5 separate regions of the Homo sapiens genome follow, and regions 2, 3, 4 and 5 are each linked to region 1. Evidence: chromatin contacts called from ENCODE Hi-C or POLR2A ChIA-PET data. All regions are on one chromosome and are shown on one strand. Each heading gives the region's core, a stretch centred on a gene start or an enhancer-like site at or near the end of the contact. The rest is flanking DNA. Distances are from core to core; before and after follow the strand shown. Region 1 holds the start of ZNF611 (zinc finger protein 611). Region 2 holds the start of ZNF845 (zinc finger protein 845). Region 3 holds the start of ZNF615 (zinc finger protein 615). Region 4 holds the start of ZNF836 (zinc finger protein 836). Region 5 holds the start of ZNF331 (zinc finger protein 331).

Evidence for each region. Hi-C counts contacts between places; a loop is a spot of excess contacts on that map. ChIA-PET counts read pairs that join two places held with the same protein, here RNA polymerase II (POLR2A). Pooled maps may share reads with other maps.
Region 2: a map of MCF 10A shows a loop between it and region 1 (20-fold over the local background). The contact joins the promoter of ZNF845 here to the promoter of ZNF611 in region 1. A Hi-C loop is called at or near these places in 1 of 168 maps with a recorded cell type or tissue (MCF 10A), 1 of 37 single-sample maps with no recorded cell type and 16 of 50 pooled maps. POLR2A ChIA-PET finds 5 or more read pairs at or near these places in 2 of 52 experiments (GM10248 and H1).
Region 3: a loop to region 1 is called in a pooled map, with 10 times the contacts of the local background. The contact joins the promoter of ZNF615 here to the promoter of ZNF611 in region 1. A Hi-C loop is called at or near these places in 8 of 50 pooled maps. POLR2A ChIA-PET finds 5 or more read pairs at or near these places in 2 of 52 experiments (H1 and naive thymus-derived CD4-positive, alpha-beta T cell).
Region 4: a pooled map shows a loop between it and region 1 (14-fold over the local background). The contact joins the promoter of ZNF836 here to the promoter of ZNF611 in region 1. A Hi-C loop is called at or near these places in 1 of 168 maps with a recorded cell type or tissue (naive thymus-derived CD4-positive, alpha-beta T cell) and 12 of 50 pooled maps. POLR2A ChIA-PET finds 5 or more read pairs at or near these places in 1 of 52 experiments (WTC11).
Region 5: a loop to region 1 is called in a pooled map, with 6 times the contacts of the local background. The contact joins the promoter of ZNF331 here to the promoter of ZNF611 in region 1. A Hi-C loop is called at or near these places in 1 of 168 maps with a recorded cell type or tissue (CD4-positive, alpha-beta memory T cell) and 7 of 50 pooled maps.

The regions. Positions count from the first base shown.
Region 1 is chr19:52,733,594-52,736,293 of GRCh38, reverse strand. ZNF611 (zinc finger protein 611) reads left to right here and starts at 1,250. Exons shown (of 6, transcript NM_001161499.2): 1 at 1,250-1,293. LOC124904760 (a long non-coding RNA gene) reads right to left here and starts at 2,263. Exons shown (of 2, transcript XR_007067328.1): 1 at 1,834-2,263; 2 at 590-1,500. RefSeq lists enhancers at 835-964, 277-1,262 and a silencer at 1,145-1,214.
Region 2 is chr19:53,332,499-53,335,198 of GRCh38, reverse strand. ZNF845 (zinc finger protein 845) reads right to left here and starts at 1,450. Exons shown (of 4, transcript NM_138374.3): 1 at 1,407-1,450. RefSeq lists enhancers at 962-1,051, 1,322-1,371, 1,470-2,334 and a silencer at 1,442-1,661.
Region 3 is chr19:52,006,959-52,009,658 of GRCh38, reverse strand. ZNF615 (zinc finger protein 615) reads left to right here and starts at 1,448. Exons shown (of 7, transcript NM_001199324.2): 1 at 1,448-1,518; 2 at 2,329-2,366. LOC124904755 (a long non-coding RNA gene) reads right to left here and starts at 1,361. Exons shown (of 2, transcript XR_007067321.1): 1 at 1,180-1,361. RefSeq lists enhancers at 938-1,017, 1,078-1,687.
Region 4 is chr19:52,170,256-52,172,955 of GRCh38, reverse strand. It overlaps ZNF836 (zinc finger protein 836), which reads left to right and starts at 1,335. Exons shown (of 5, transcript NM_001102657.3): 1 at 1,335-1,620. RefSeq lists a silencer at 1,167-1,216 and an enhancer at 1,797-1,936.
Region 5 is chr19:53,536,839-53,539,538 of GRCh38, reverse strand. ZNF331 (zinc finger protein 331) reads right to left here and starts at 1,394. Exons shown (of 6, transcript NM_001079906.2): 1 at 1,243-1,394; 2 at 257-323. RefSeq lists enhancers at 1,315-1,364, 1,150-1,666.

The DNA of each region.
Region 1 (2,700 bases), core at 1-2,500:
TAATAATAATAATAATACAAGAAAGTAATAGATCTCTTCCATAAATGTGCTAGGACAACTATCTGGATATCCACATGGAAAAGAATAATGTTGGATCCCTATGTCACACAATCAAAAATTTTATTTGCGAAAGTTTTTTTTAAAAAAAAAGAGAGAGAGAGAGACAAGAAAGGGAGACCGCGGCAGTGGGCGTTATTTTGTCGCTCAGGCTGGCTTGGAACCCGAGGCTCAGGGATCCTCCCGCCGCTGCTTCCTGAGTAGCTGGGACCTCAGGCTCCCGCCCCCGCGCCTCTGCTGTCTTTAAGCAGCAGGTGGTGACCTCACTCCTTCTCGGCCTGAGCACTCCGTCCGGCATTCCAGGCGGTGGCTTCAGGGAAGTCTCTGAAGCTGAGCACAGGGCGGAGTCTCCTTCCGGAGTGAATGGACAATAGAAAGGGAGAGGATATCTATCTGTTCTGTGGGACCTCAGCATGACATGGTACATACCGCCCAGGCAGGGCTTTGCATTTCACATTCTAGTTTGTATCCCTGTTCCAGACAATTACAGTGTAGCAGGACGAGTCGCAGACAAAACCTCTCAGACACCGAGTTGTAGAAGGAAGGGCTTTATTCAGCTGGGAGCATTGGCAAGCTACTGCCTTAAAATCCAAGCTCCCCGAGTGCACAATTTCTGTCCCTTTTAAGGGCTCACAACACTAAAGATTTCAGATGAAAGGATAGTGACTGATTGAGCAAGCAAGGGATACGTGACAGGGGCTGCATGCACCGGTGATCAGGGAGAGAGAGAACAGGGCAGGAGTTTCACCGTGTTCTTCTATACAATGTCTGGAATCTATGCCTAACATCAGCTTCTAAATCATAAGTTGATTTTTAACTACTGGGTTTAGGCCAGGCGGATCCAGGCCTGGTTTCGGGCCTGGCGCGGGGCTGCCTGTCTTTGGTTTTACTTCCTGTTGTTTTTACTGACTATAAAACAATATAAAACAATGTCAGAGGGTCTCTCTCTTCTCTCAACAGGGCTTTTGTATCATGCCTCAGACTTTCTGGCGCTCTCGCCTCCAAAACCTGAAAACAGAGACGCTGGGAGCGAGGCTGAGAGACGCGCAGATCCCGCCCCGGCCCTGCCCTCTGCCGGTTCTAAAAGGCAAGGTCTCTCCGCCTCGCGCCCCGCCCCTACCTCGCCCAGGCCCCGCCTACCTCCCACTTCCCGCCCAGGCCTGGCTTTTGTCCTGCGCGCGCAGATTAACGCAAACCCGGAAGCGGATCGGGTGGAGTGTAGGTCATATCGCCGCGGTGAGTTTTGCTCTGTGTTGTATTAAGTCTGCGCTAACTAGGTTCCCAGGGCTTCTGTCCCTGGGACGTGGGGTCCCCACAGACCTGGAAATTCTCCGGCGTCTTCCTTTGCCCAGAGCAAATTGAGACATCCCCGTGAGAGCCCGAGGGTCGCTTCCTTTTGGGTTTAAAGTCGTCCTGAGGCTGGTCTCGTCCCCGGTCTTTCTGCTATAGGTCAATGTATACACTTTCTGTTGCGTAGTTTTCCTGCTGAAAACCTTGTTCTGACTCCTCGCGCCCCGCGCTTTTTAAAGTCTTCACCCGCGATGTGGATTCTTGCCCAGGGCGCCTCCCAGCCTCCCCCTCCTCAGCCCCGGGAGCGCCGCGCCGCAGCCCCAGTCCCGGGGAGGCCGAGTCCTCTGCCAGGTCCTGGGATCCTGCAGACCCCATCCTGGTCCTAAGGCGCCGTCGCGCCCCCCCCCCCCGCCCCGCACCTTCCTCCTCATGCCGGGGCCTGCTGCTCCCCAGGTCTCCCCTCCGCAGTCACCGCTTTCATTGAACCTGCACTGGGGAGGTCCCAGGGGCCTGTCCTGCGGCACGGGGTATTCTTGCCTGCGGAGCTCCAGGGCGTGGAAAATGCGCTCCTCCGGGATGCAGGCGTCTTACTCCAAACCGTGTTGCGATTGTGTGGGCCAAAGGAATCAGGAGACAGAGAGCAGTAGAAAACCTGAGGCAGAGAAAAGAAGAATAAGAAAGGCCCATAACAGATGGCAAAATAGAGGATTGGTGAGGGATATGCCAAGAGATGGCAGAAGTGAAAAAAAAAAAAAAAAACCTAAGAAAGCAGGAGGAGAAAAGCAACCGGAGAAATGTAGAGAAAGGCTAGATAGATGTACAGAGAGATGAAGGATCACAAGGTAGGGGGAGTGGCAGCAAAGAGGGAGACTCATCAGAGTGAGGGAGAGAGGGAAGGATTTGGAGCCAGGGCAGACAGAGCAGAGTGGTGCTTGTGTCAAGGAGAACAGAGGGAGAACCACAGCAGAGAGGACAGCTGGGATCTGGGGAGACACAGAGTGGGGACAAGGGAGTATATCGGGGAAGATGGAATTTAACAGGGAGAGCAGAGGAGGCGCAGAGATGGGAGAAGAGGCAGAAATAGATGGAGATTGAGGACGATTGAAAGATTGGGGAGAAGGAGCAATAAGAGGTTAAATAAGTTGTGAGGATGGAGGAGAAGAGGTGGAAGAGAAGGAATAAAGGGAAGAAGGGGATGAATAGCAGGAGAGGAGAGGGGTACAAAATGAAGAGCAGAATCCCAGGGAAAAAGAAAAGAAAACAAGAGCTAGAGAGAGAAGGGGAGAATGAGAGATATGTACAGAATTAGGGAGGGAAGCACAGTAATGAAGAAAGAGGGTCTGGACACAGTGG
Region 2 (2,700 bases), core at 201-2,700, 600 kb before region 1:
TTCCTACCTCACCATGGGAAGAGGGAAGAGAGGCTCTCACAATTGAATTAAGTCACTACCCTCTGGCTGAATAGGGATTCCAAGTGGAAGCTGACCTCTAATGCCAAGATTTACAGAATGTATGTGTCTTATAGATAGGAATTTTAAAATTCTCAATATCATCTGTATAATTTAAACAAGTTCTAAGTTATTAGATTATATAAACAGAAGTCAACATATCACAACTAATCATATCCAATGAACTCACCCACTCATCTGAACCCAAAGTCCCCCACCCCTTTTAATCTTTTGAGACAGGCTCTGCTCTGTTGACCAGGCTGGAGTGCAGTGGCATGATCTCTGCTCACTGCAGCCTGGACCTCCTGGGCTCAAGTGATCCTCCTGCCTCAGCCTCCAGAGCAGCTGGGATTACAGGTGTGCACCATCACGCCCAGTTAAATTTTTTTTTTTTTTGACAGAGATGGGGGGGGGGGTCTCACTATTTTGCCCAGGCCGGTCTTGAACTCCTGGACTCAAGCAATCCCTCTGCCCCAGTCTCCTAAAGTGCTAGGATTACAGGCGTGAGCCACTGCGCCCAGCCCCCCTTTCTTCATTACTGTGCTTCCCTCCCTAATTCTGTACATATCTCTCATTCTCCCCTTCTCTCTCTAGCTCTTGTTTTCTTTTTCCCTGGGATCTGCTCCTCCTGCTGTTTTTTGTTTTGTTTTGTTTTTTTCATTTTTGCTCTCTCTTGGCAAATCCCTCACTCATCCTCTACTTTGCCATCTGTTATGGTCTTTCTCATTCTTCTTTTCTCTGTCTCAGGTTTTCTACTGCTCTCTCTCTCAGTCTCCTGATCCCTTTGGCCAACACAATCACAGGAGGGCTTTGGAGTAAGACGCCTGCATCCCGGAGGAGCGCATTTTCCAGGGGCTGGTGCAGGGCAGGCAAGAACACCCGGTGTCATAGGACAGCCCCGGGCACCTCCCCAACGCGGGCTCAGGGTAAGCGGTGACTGCGGTGGGGAGACCTGGGGAGCATAAGGGCCTGGAACGAGGAGGGAGGTGGGGGGCGACGGCGCCTTAAGACAAGACTGGGAGGCGCCAAGGGCGGGAATCCGCCTCGCGGTAAGGACTTTAAAAAGTGCGGGTCGGGAGGAGTCAGAAAAAGGTTTTGAGCAGGGAAACTACGCGATGGGAAGTGTATACATTGCCCTATAGCAGAAAGATTCGGGAAGGGACCATCCTCAGGGCGACTTTAAACCCAAAAGGAAGCGACCCCTGGACTCTGACGAGGACGTCTAAATTTGCTCTAGGTGAAGGAACACGGGTGAGAATTTCCAGGTCTATGGGGACCCCACGTCCCAGGTACAGAAGCGCCGGGGACTTGGGAAGCGCAGACTTAACACAACACAGAGCAAAACTCACCGCTGCGGTGGGACCATCACTCCATGCGATCCGCTTCCGGGTTTGCGCGAATCTGCGCGCGCAGGACAGAAGCCAGGCCTGGGCGGGACCCGCGGGGAGGTAGGCGGGGCCTGAGCGAGGTAGGGGCGGGGCGCGAAGCGGAGAGACCTTCCCCTTTAGAATTGGCAGAAGGCGGGGCCGGGGTGGGACCCGTGCGTCTCTCAACCTCGCTCCCAGCGCCTCTTGTTTTCGAGCTTTGGAGGCGAGACCGGACAGGAAGGCTGAGGCATGATTCAAAAGCCCTGGAATTGTCTGAAACGGGGATGCAAACTAGAATGTGAAATGCAAAGCCCTGCCTGGGTGGAACATACGATTTCATGCTGACGGCCCACAGAACAGAATAGAAATCCTCTCCCTTTCTATTCTCCATTCACTGGGAAAGGAGAGTCCACCCTGTCCTCAGCTTCAGAGATTTCCCTAGGGCCTCCCCCTGGGATGCGGGACGGAGTGCTCAGGCCAGGGAGGAGTGAGGTCACCACCTACTGCTTAAACACAGCAGAGATGCGGGCGCGGGGCGAAAGCCTGAGGTCCCAGCTACTCAGGAAGCAGTGGCAGGAGGATCGCTGAGCCGGGGGGGGGGTCCAAGTTAGCCTGGGCGACAAAGTAACACCTCCTCCGGCAGCGCTCCCTTCCTCGTCTCTCTCTCTCTCCTTTTTTAAAATTTCTTTAAATAAAATTTTTGATTTTGTGAGTTAGGGATCCAACATTATTCATTTTCACGTGGATATCCAGTTAGTTGTCCCAGCACATTTGTGGAAGAGATCTATTACTTTCATTTTTATATTTAGATTTTTCTTTTCTTTTCTTTTCTTTTTTGAGACAGAGTATTTCTCTGTCACCCAGGCTGGAGTGCAGTGGCGAGATCTCGGCTCACTGCAACCTTCACCTCCCGGGTTAAAGTAGTTCTCTTGCCTCAGCCTGCCAACTAGCTGGGATTACAGACGCGCGCCACCAAGCCTGGCTAATAGTTTTGTATTTTTAGTAGAGACTGGGTTTCACAACGTTGGCCAGGCTGGATTCGAACTCCTGACGTCAAGTGATCCACCTGCTTCGGACTCCCAAAGTGTTGGGATTACAGGCGTTAGCCACCGCGTCTGGCCAGGAAAACTCTTAGAAGTTGCGCCTGCATACCACTGGACTCAGCTTGCATGACCACATTCCTTTCAAGGCTCAGAATTATTTAAAGATCCATACATTTACATTGGAATTATTTGATGTTTGAAATATTTAATTTCCTACCGAGATACGGGTACTG
Region 3 (2,700 bases), core at 199-2,698, 730 kb after region 1:
GTGAGACCCTTGTCTCTACAGAAAATTAAAAAATTAGCCAGGTGTGGTGGTGCCCACCTGTAGTCCCAGCTATTCAGGAGCCCAGGAGTTCCAAGTTACAGTGAGCTGTGATCTCCCCAGGCACTCCAGACTGGGCAACAGAGTGGACCTTGCCTCAAAAAGAGACAAAAAAAAAACAAAAAAAAAGAAAAACTCTCATATACCAAGGGTGAGAAGAGCAAATGGAACACGAACTTGACTCTGAAAAATAGTTTGACAATTTCTCTGTATATTTATATACTGATACCTATATCACACACATAGATTCACACAGGCATTTCCTTTCTCTCATTCTTCTAATATAGGAAGTTTGGTTGGATTTATATTTACAGTTCAGCATTGCCATGACTTTGCACATACTATTCGCGGTTGGCACACGTAGTATAACGTGATCTCCTTCTTAACCTTTCTTTCTTTTGTTTTTTTTTTGAGATGGAGTTTTGCTCCTGTTGCCCAGGCTGGAGTGCAATGACGCCATCTTGGCCCACAGCAACCTCCGCCTCCCGGGTTCAAGCGATTCTCCTGCCTCAGCCTCCCGAGTAGCTGGGATTACAGGCATGCGCCACCATGCCTGGCTAATTTTGTATTTTTAGTAGAGACAGGGTTTCTCCATGTTGGTCAGGCTGGTCTCGAACTCCCGCTCTCAGGTGATCCGCCCACCTCGGCCTCCCAAAGTGCTGGGATTACAGGCGTGAGCCACCGCGCCCGGCCTCTTTCCCAACCTTTTTTTTCTCACTGAAGTGGTCCTGTTCCCTTAATTTCTGGCCACTTCTCCTGAGTCCAGCCCTCATATTTGGCTCCACCTGGGTCCCAGGCTCTCCCCTCCGCCTTGGGAACTATACTTTCTGGCTTTTACTGGCTTTTCCCCATGCCTTTCACCCAACATAATTTTGGCACGTTCCAACCGTTTTCATTACCTAGTCTGTGACTGCTACCCCTGTTCCGTCAGCGTAGCTAACAGCCCTCTTCTGCGTTCAAAAGGCGCTTCAAGCTACTTTGTTAGAAATCTGGCTTTGGCCGAAGTGTCCCCTCTCGGCCGGTTCTCCTTTTCCCTCACAAGGAACTGTTTCCTAACCTTTGTACAAAGTGTAAACGTCGCGGCCATCTTAGCCTTCTATTCAGCTGCTGAAAGGGATTTACCTCCACGCCATTTTTGTCTTGTGTAAACTGGAGCCTCTGTATATGGACCCGTATTTATGAAGGGTTGAGGTGCCAGGAAATGGGACAGTTTCAGTGCTCTTTCATCTTCCCGGCCATCCCCGGTCACCCCCGGTCACCCCCGGTCACCAGCGCCAAAACGCGCCCTTTGCCTTGTGTACGTCAGATACTCAAAGATGGCGGCCCCCATGGAGCCAAGGCGACGAGGGCGCGGCCATCTTGCATCTGCGCAAACGCTGGGAACGCCTCCGACCCTGGATAGTCGCCGTCAGGCACTGAGGAGGCCGAGAGATGAGGCCGGAGCCCACCAAGTTCTGGGAAGTAAGTTCAGTCACTGGGTGGTCGCTGTGGTGACGGGGGAGGAAATTCTGTCCGTGGCTGGGCGTGTTCGTGGACAGTGGTGATGGACTGGTATCTGTCGGCGCCAGCGTTTGGCGACGCCAGTGGAATTCTTTCAGGAGCTTAGCGTGGGTCCGATTCCTATCGCAGGGGAACTACAAGAGGTCCGTGATAGGGTGTGTGTGTGTGTGATCGGGGTACCTCTGGGACCAGTCACAGGGTCCTCGTGTAGTTTGTGGTTAAAGATCTCTAGAGATCCGCTACTGAGTGCCCAAGTCACATTCTGGTGTCTTTGGTGTTGTCCTTTGGCGGGGCTCAGTGATTGCGAACTGGAGGGTTTGTTTTGTCAGCGAATCGGTTTATGGTTCAGGTTTTGTTTGGGACTAAATGATTGAGGAACTGTCTTGGGGGTTAAGGTACGGAGGTTTCTGATCCAGGTTTTGGAATTAATCCCGGTGGCGGTGGTGGTAGCGCCACAGATTCCGATGTGGGCTGCAGCTCTGGAGGCCTGGGAACCATGGCAGGTGATGGGTTAGCCCCAGCCCTGGCTGCTGGAACAGAATTGATGCTCATTAGCATTCCCCTTCTGCCCAAGACCCTTCTCCACGACTGGTTTTTAAATCCCCTTTGGCACCTTCCATCACCCCTTGGTCTTGAATCCTCAGAAATGGAAGTTTTTGGCGAGATCAGTCATCTAGCATACCTAAAAGTAGTATGTTTTATATTTAAGATGCGGCTTCTACCCTTTGTCCTGCAAGTTTCCAGCGTATCCTCTTGGATATTTCTTTTCAGGTTCTTTCTGACACAAGTAAGATAACATCTCTGCCATGGTAAGCTCGGTTACTCAAAGATAACCTTTGTCAAATTTTCAGAATATTTCAATTTTAGACGTGTATGTTATGTGCTTAATATTCATAATTCAGATAAATTATGTAAATGGTACTATTATCTTTTTCGCTTTATATTATGTAATAAACATTTAGAAGTTGTTTTTACTGTTTGAGCCGGTGGTACTATAAGTGCATTCACATTAAGTTTATGCGTACATTTGGATAGAAGTGAAATGTTTTAAAATGTTTAGGTATTATTTTTAGGAACATTTTATGATTATCCATTTATCCATGAATTTTGTTTTTCCTGCCTTTAATCTTCAATCTAGACTAT
Region 4 (2,700 bases), core at 86-2,585, 560 kb after region 1:
TTTAGTAGAGACAGGGTTTCACCGTGTTAACCAGGATGGTCTCGATCTCATGACCTTGTGATCCGCCCGCCGCGGCCTCCCAAAGTGCTGGGATTATAGGCATGAGCCACCGCGCTTGGCCAACAATGATTTTTTAGGGACGTGATTCAGCTCATAACATTCTGTACTCTGGACTCCCAAAATTCATGTCCTTCTCACATGCAAGATCCCTTCACCCCCATCCTAACATCTCAAAAGTCTTATTATTATTATTTTTTGAGACAGAGTCTCACTCTGTTGCCCTGGCAGCAGTTCAGTGGTGCAAAGACAACTCATTGCAGCCTTGATCCCCTGGGCTCAAGAGATCCTCCCACCTCAGCCTCCCAAATAGCTGTGACTATAGGCGTGAGCCACCATGCCTGGCTAATTTTTGTATTTTTTGTAGAGACAAGGGTCTTACTATGTTGCCCCAGGTTGGTCTTGAATTCTTGAGCTCAAGCAATCCTTCCACCTTGGCCTCCCAAAGAGCTGGGATTACAGGCCAGAGCCACTGCTCCTGGCCCATTTCAAAAGTCTTAATCCATTTCAGTATCAAACTCTAAGGCCCAAATATTACCCAAATATTATCTGAATCACATATGGGTGAGACTCAAAGTGTGGTTCATCCTGAGGCAAAATTTCTGTCCAGCTGTGAAACTGTGAAGCCAAAGAAGCTATTTGCTTCCAAAATACAATGGTGGGACAGGCACAGGATAGACCGTCAGCCCTGGAAACCACCCTTCTACTCTGTTACTGTAATTTTGATGTTTGTAGATTGCACATGTAAGTAAGCACATGCAGGATTTGTCTTTCTGTGTCTAGCACATTTCGCTTAGCATAATGTCTTCAGGGTTCCTGGATCCAGCCACGGCTGCACATCAGATCTTCACGGAGATCCTAGTTCCCTGACTACTGAGTAACTTCAGCCTTAACTGGCTTCAGCCTCACTGGCAAGACCCGATGGAGTCCACCAGGCTCGCAAAAATCGATTTTGACTTAAATCAGTTCAACTTGACAAGAAGAAAACATCTTAGTTTCCAACAGAAGTGGACCACAACTTTAAGCTTTGACCTTAAAGTCTAAAACATTAACTTAAAATAGGCAGGAAGCAACGCTGCTTCACAGGACAAGAAATAGTCACAAATACTCCTAAATCGGGAGAACAAAGACTTGCTGGGTGGAAGGCAGAGCGAATAACAGGCCCCGCCCACCAAACAGGTCCCGCCCACACCGCCCGTCCCGCTTAGCCCACCTGGCCCCGCCCACTACCGCATCAGCCTTGCCCCACCCTTTCAGGGTTCCCAAATCTGGCCAGTCTTTCTGCCCTTTCCCTTGCGGGTCGCACCCCGCCCAGGCCCCTCTCCCGCCCCAGGTCTCTCAGTCTTTTTTCTCAGGGCGTGTAGCTTCCTGCACACCCGGAAGCAGATCGCGCGGGGAAAAGATCACAGCGCTGCGCGTCAGTTTCCGTCTACCTGGACTAAACATTTGCTTCGCCCCGTCTGCCTGAATCGAACGTGCACTTGGCAGTCTTCCCTTGTCCATACCCGTTTCCTGGGGATCGCTACGGACCTTAAAATACCAGCAACAGCCCCTTCGCCCCAAGTAAGTCTGATAATTGCTTCCCTTTCGGTTTAAAAATCTCTCTGAGGCTGTTCCTTGCTCCCTGCCTTTCTGCCTTAGGACCATGTAGACAACCCCACTCAGGTCGTGTTCCTGCTTAAAACCCTTACTGACCTCTGCTTCGGCCCTGCGCCAAGTCGAGTCCTCACTCGGGAGGTGGATTCCCGCCCGTTGCGACCCCGGAGCTTCTCCGTCGTCAGCCCCTGGAGGGGAGCGCCCGCCGTCCGGCTCCTGAAGGAGTCGCTTCTCCTCCCAGGTCCTGGGATTCTGCAGACCCTCCCTGTCCTGAGACACCGTACCCCCTGCCACCTTGTGTCCTCCTCACGCCGGGTCCTTTCGCTCCCCAGGCTTCCCCTTCACAGCCACTGCTTTTCTCGATCCCCCCCTTGGGGGAGGTCACCTGAGTCTTGTGACACCCAGTGTTCTTCCTTCCCAAATTTTACTCCACTGGAAAATATGCTTTTCCGGGAGGTGGGCATCCTATTCCTCCCCTTTCTTACTGAATGTGTGGGTGAGAGGGATCAGGAGAGGAAAAGAAGGGGAGCGACGGAGCAAAAGGAAAGACCGAATAGAAGAGAATGAGGGAGACCCATAAATACACGGCAAAATGGATGATAATTTAGGGATTTGCAAAGAGACAGCAAGAGTGAAAGAGAACGAATGGAGAAAGAAGCAGGGGGAGGAAAGCACACAGAGAAATTTAGAAAAAAAGGGGGACCTTCAGAGAGATGAAAGGCAGCAAAATAGAGTGGGGCGGCAAAGGAGGAGGCACTGCAGACAGACAGTGGGGAGAAGGTGAAAGAGTTGGAGCCGCAGCCGACAGAGCTACGTGGTGCTGGGACTGAAAGAGAGGGAGAGAGGGCAGTGGGTGACAAGCAGAGTAGAGGGAGAACCACAGCAGGGAGGAAGCCTAGGGAGTTGGGGGTGCTAGAGAGTGGGAACAAAGGAGGTGTAACAGGTAAGAGGGAATTTTAACAAGGAGAGCAGAGAGGGAGCTCAGATGGGGAAAAAGAGGCGGAAATACGTGGAGATTGGGGACAATCAGAAAGATTGGGGAGAAAG
Region 5 (2,700 bases), core at 145-2,644, 800 kb before region 1:
GTACGTTGCTCCTGATGTACAGACATCCAGACTTAGCACAAAACAGCAGCACTCACTGTGCACTCCCACTCAGGGGTGCGCGTCTATGGGTTTTATGCGTGTTAATGCATTTCACCCTCCTCACAAGCCTATCTTCAGAAGGCTCAAAAAGCTAAGAGGCAGAAACAGGACTCAAATCTTGGTCATCTACCTTTAATGTTTGGTCTTAAGTCTTATAAACACATATCATTTAATATAAAAAAAAAAGGATACTCACCTGACCCTTTCAGATGTTTAACGATTCGTCTTCCTCCTCGGGGATGCTTTTTCTGAAGGATGCTGGCCTGGGGAAAACAGAACCGGAAGGGTAACACCTGCCATACCTAATAAAACCAATGAGAAATACGAGGCCCCGAGATGGAGTTTCTGGGAGATTCCTGAAGAGCACGCTGTGGCGATTGAGATGATGACGCGTGGAGCTGCCCCCCTCCCTGTCTCCCACATCAGGGACCTGTCCCTCTACAGGAGGAATTCTACTCCTGAGGCCACCGTCCCCTGTCACTCAGGTGGCCTGCATGCACAGCACTTCTGGCTCTGAAAGCGTCACCTCATGGCTGTTTCTGCCTTCTTGCTGGTGAATTTCCAGGCGAGGCTCAGGCGCTCACGTCCCTCCGCGGCCCTTGTTCTCAGGCAGGTACCGCTTGGTTAGGAGGTGAAGGCAGGGGAAGCAGCAGAGACGCTGGAGCTACAAGTTGCACTGTCACACACACCTGCATCACTCAGAAGGCCCGATCATCCATCCCAGCACAGAGACGCTGAAGCTACAGGTTGTGTTGTCACACACACCTGCGTCACCCAGAAGGCCCGATCACCCATCCCAGCACAAGTCTGCACAGCTCAGCCTCACCACAGCTCACTCTGTCCTGAGACACATCTGCGCCCCTCATACCCACTAACGCCCAGCACGGCCATGCTACGGGCCCCACCACCCCACACGGTGCAGAGGTGCATCCGTGGGCCACGGAGACCCGTCCCGACCGCTGCCCCCGCACAACCCCCAGAGCGCACCTCACGGAGCAGAGTCCCAGGGACGCACCGCCGAGGTTCACAGGCACGGGCTGCGTTGACCCAAAGCCTCTGGAGCACCCCCGGTCACCAGTTATGGGGAGAGCCCGGCTGTGTCACCCCACACTCTCCAGCAAGTGCGTCACCGTCAGAAGCCCCGTGCCCGTCTCCCCTCGGAGCCACGCGCACCAATCTCACCTGCGCGGACTGGCGGAGATGCAGCGGCTGCGTCACTGGTGCAAACGCGCACCCAGCACGGCCCCCATCGCCCCCAATGACGCTCGCGTGCACCCGTGTCACAGTTACGGGGACAGGGCCGCCGCGTCAGCCTCGTACTCCCACGCAAGTGCGTCACACACTCGGTCCCGCCACCCCCTGGAGGCCAGCGCGCATGCGCACGCGCACCCAGCGGCCGCAGCGCGCAGACAGCAGCAGAGCCCGACACGCATGTGCACACAGACCCCTACACGTATGTGCACGTACCCAGACCCCGACACGTATGTGAGCGTACACAGACCCCCGATACATAGCGTGCTCAGCTGTTGACGTGCCTGTGCGGGCACACAGACCCTGACGGGCGTGTGCGCACGCACAGATGCCGACACGCATGTGCAGACACAACAGAGCCCGACACACACGTGCGCCTGCACAGATGCTGACACGCGGACACACTGACACGTGTGCGTGCACCCCTCCCATCCCTTTCCCTCCTCCCACTCTCCCAAAGCCGCAGACGCACCCGGTAGTCCCCCAACGCTGGGGCCTCGGGAGAGGGTGAGGCTAGAAGAGGACGCGGGGCCGTCGGGGGAAACCAGAGCCCCAAGCCCCGTGTTCCAGCATGCAGCACGGCGTACTCCTGGATGGTCTCTGGGAAATGTAGTCCGGGACGGTCCCAGGCAGGGGCCTCAGGGCGCGTCCCAGGTCGGTGCCGGAGCGGGCAGCCCCAAGCTAAGCCCTTCCTGGTCCCTGCAGACGCCCCTTCCCGACTGGGAAAGGAGCTGTGTCACCCCAGCTGGGACCCCGTCTGGCCTCTTGAGTGGGGTGATGCCGGGCGAGCCATGGCTGTCCTCAGAAGGGTATCCTCTCCTAGCCCCTCTGGAGCGTCACCTGGAATTCTCTGCAGGCCGCTAGCACAGGCTGCCGGAGCTGCTATTCGGTGTCCCTTGCTTGCTGCATTGTAAACAATGTACAGGTAGCAGTTATGCCCCGTGAGTCCCGCTCTCATTCCAAGTACTAACGTCACAGGGTCTACAGGATGTTGCAGGTACTTAACCACAGTCTCATTTTGACTCAAAATCCCACTTTTTGGTATTTATGCCAAGGAAGTAGCTATAGTTGTACACAATGTTGAAGTATGTTCACAAAATGCTTTTTTTCTGAAAATCTTTTTCTCTTTTAATTAGATAGACTTTAGATTCATATGTAGTTACAAGAAATAAAATTGAGAGATCTTGTGTACCTTTCACCTGGTTACCTCAGCTGGTGATTGTAGTATATAATACCACAACCAGAAGATTAACATTGATGTAATCCACTGACGTTACCCAGAATTTCCAGAGAATAATTTTTTGTTTGTTTGTTTGTTTGTTTTGAGACGGAGTTTCGCTCTTGTTGCCCAGGCTCAAGTGCAATGGTGCGATCTCGGCTCACTGCAAC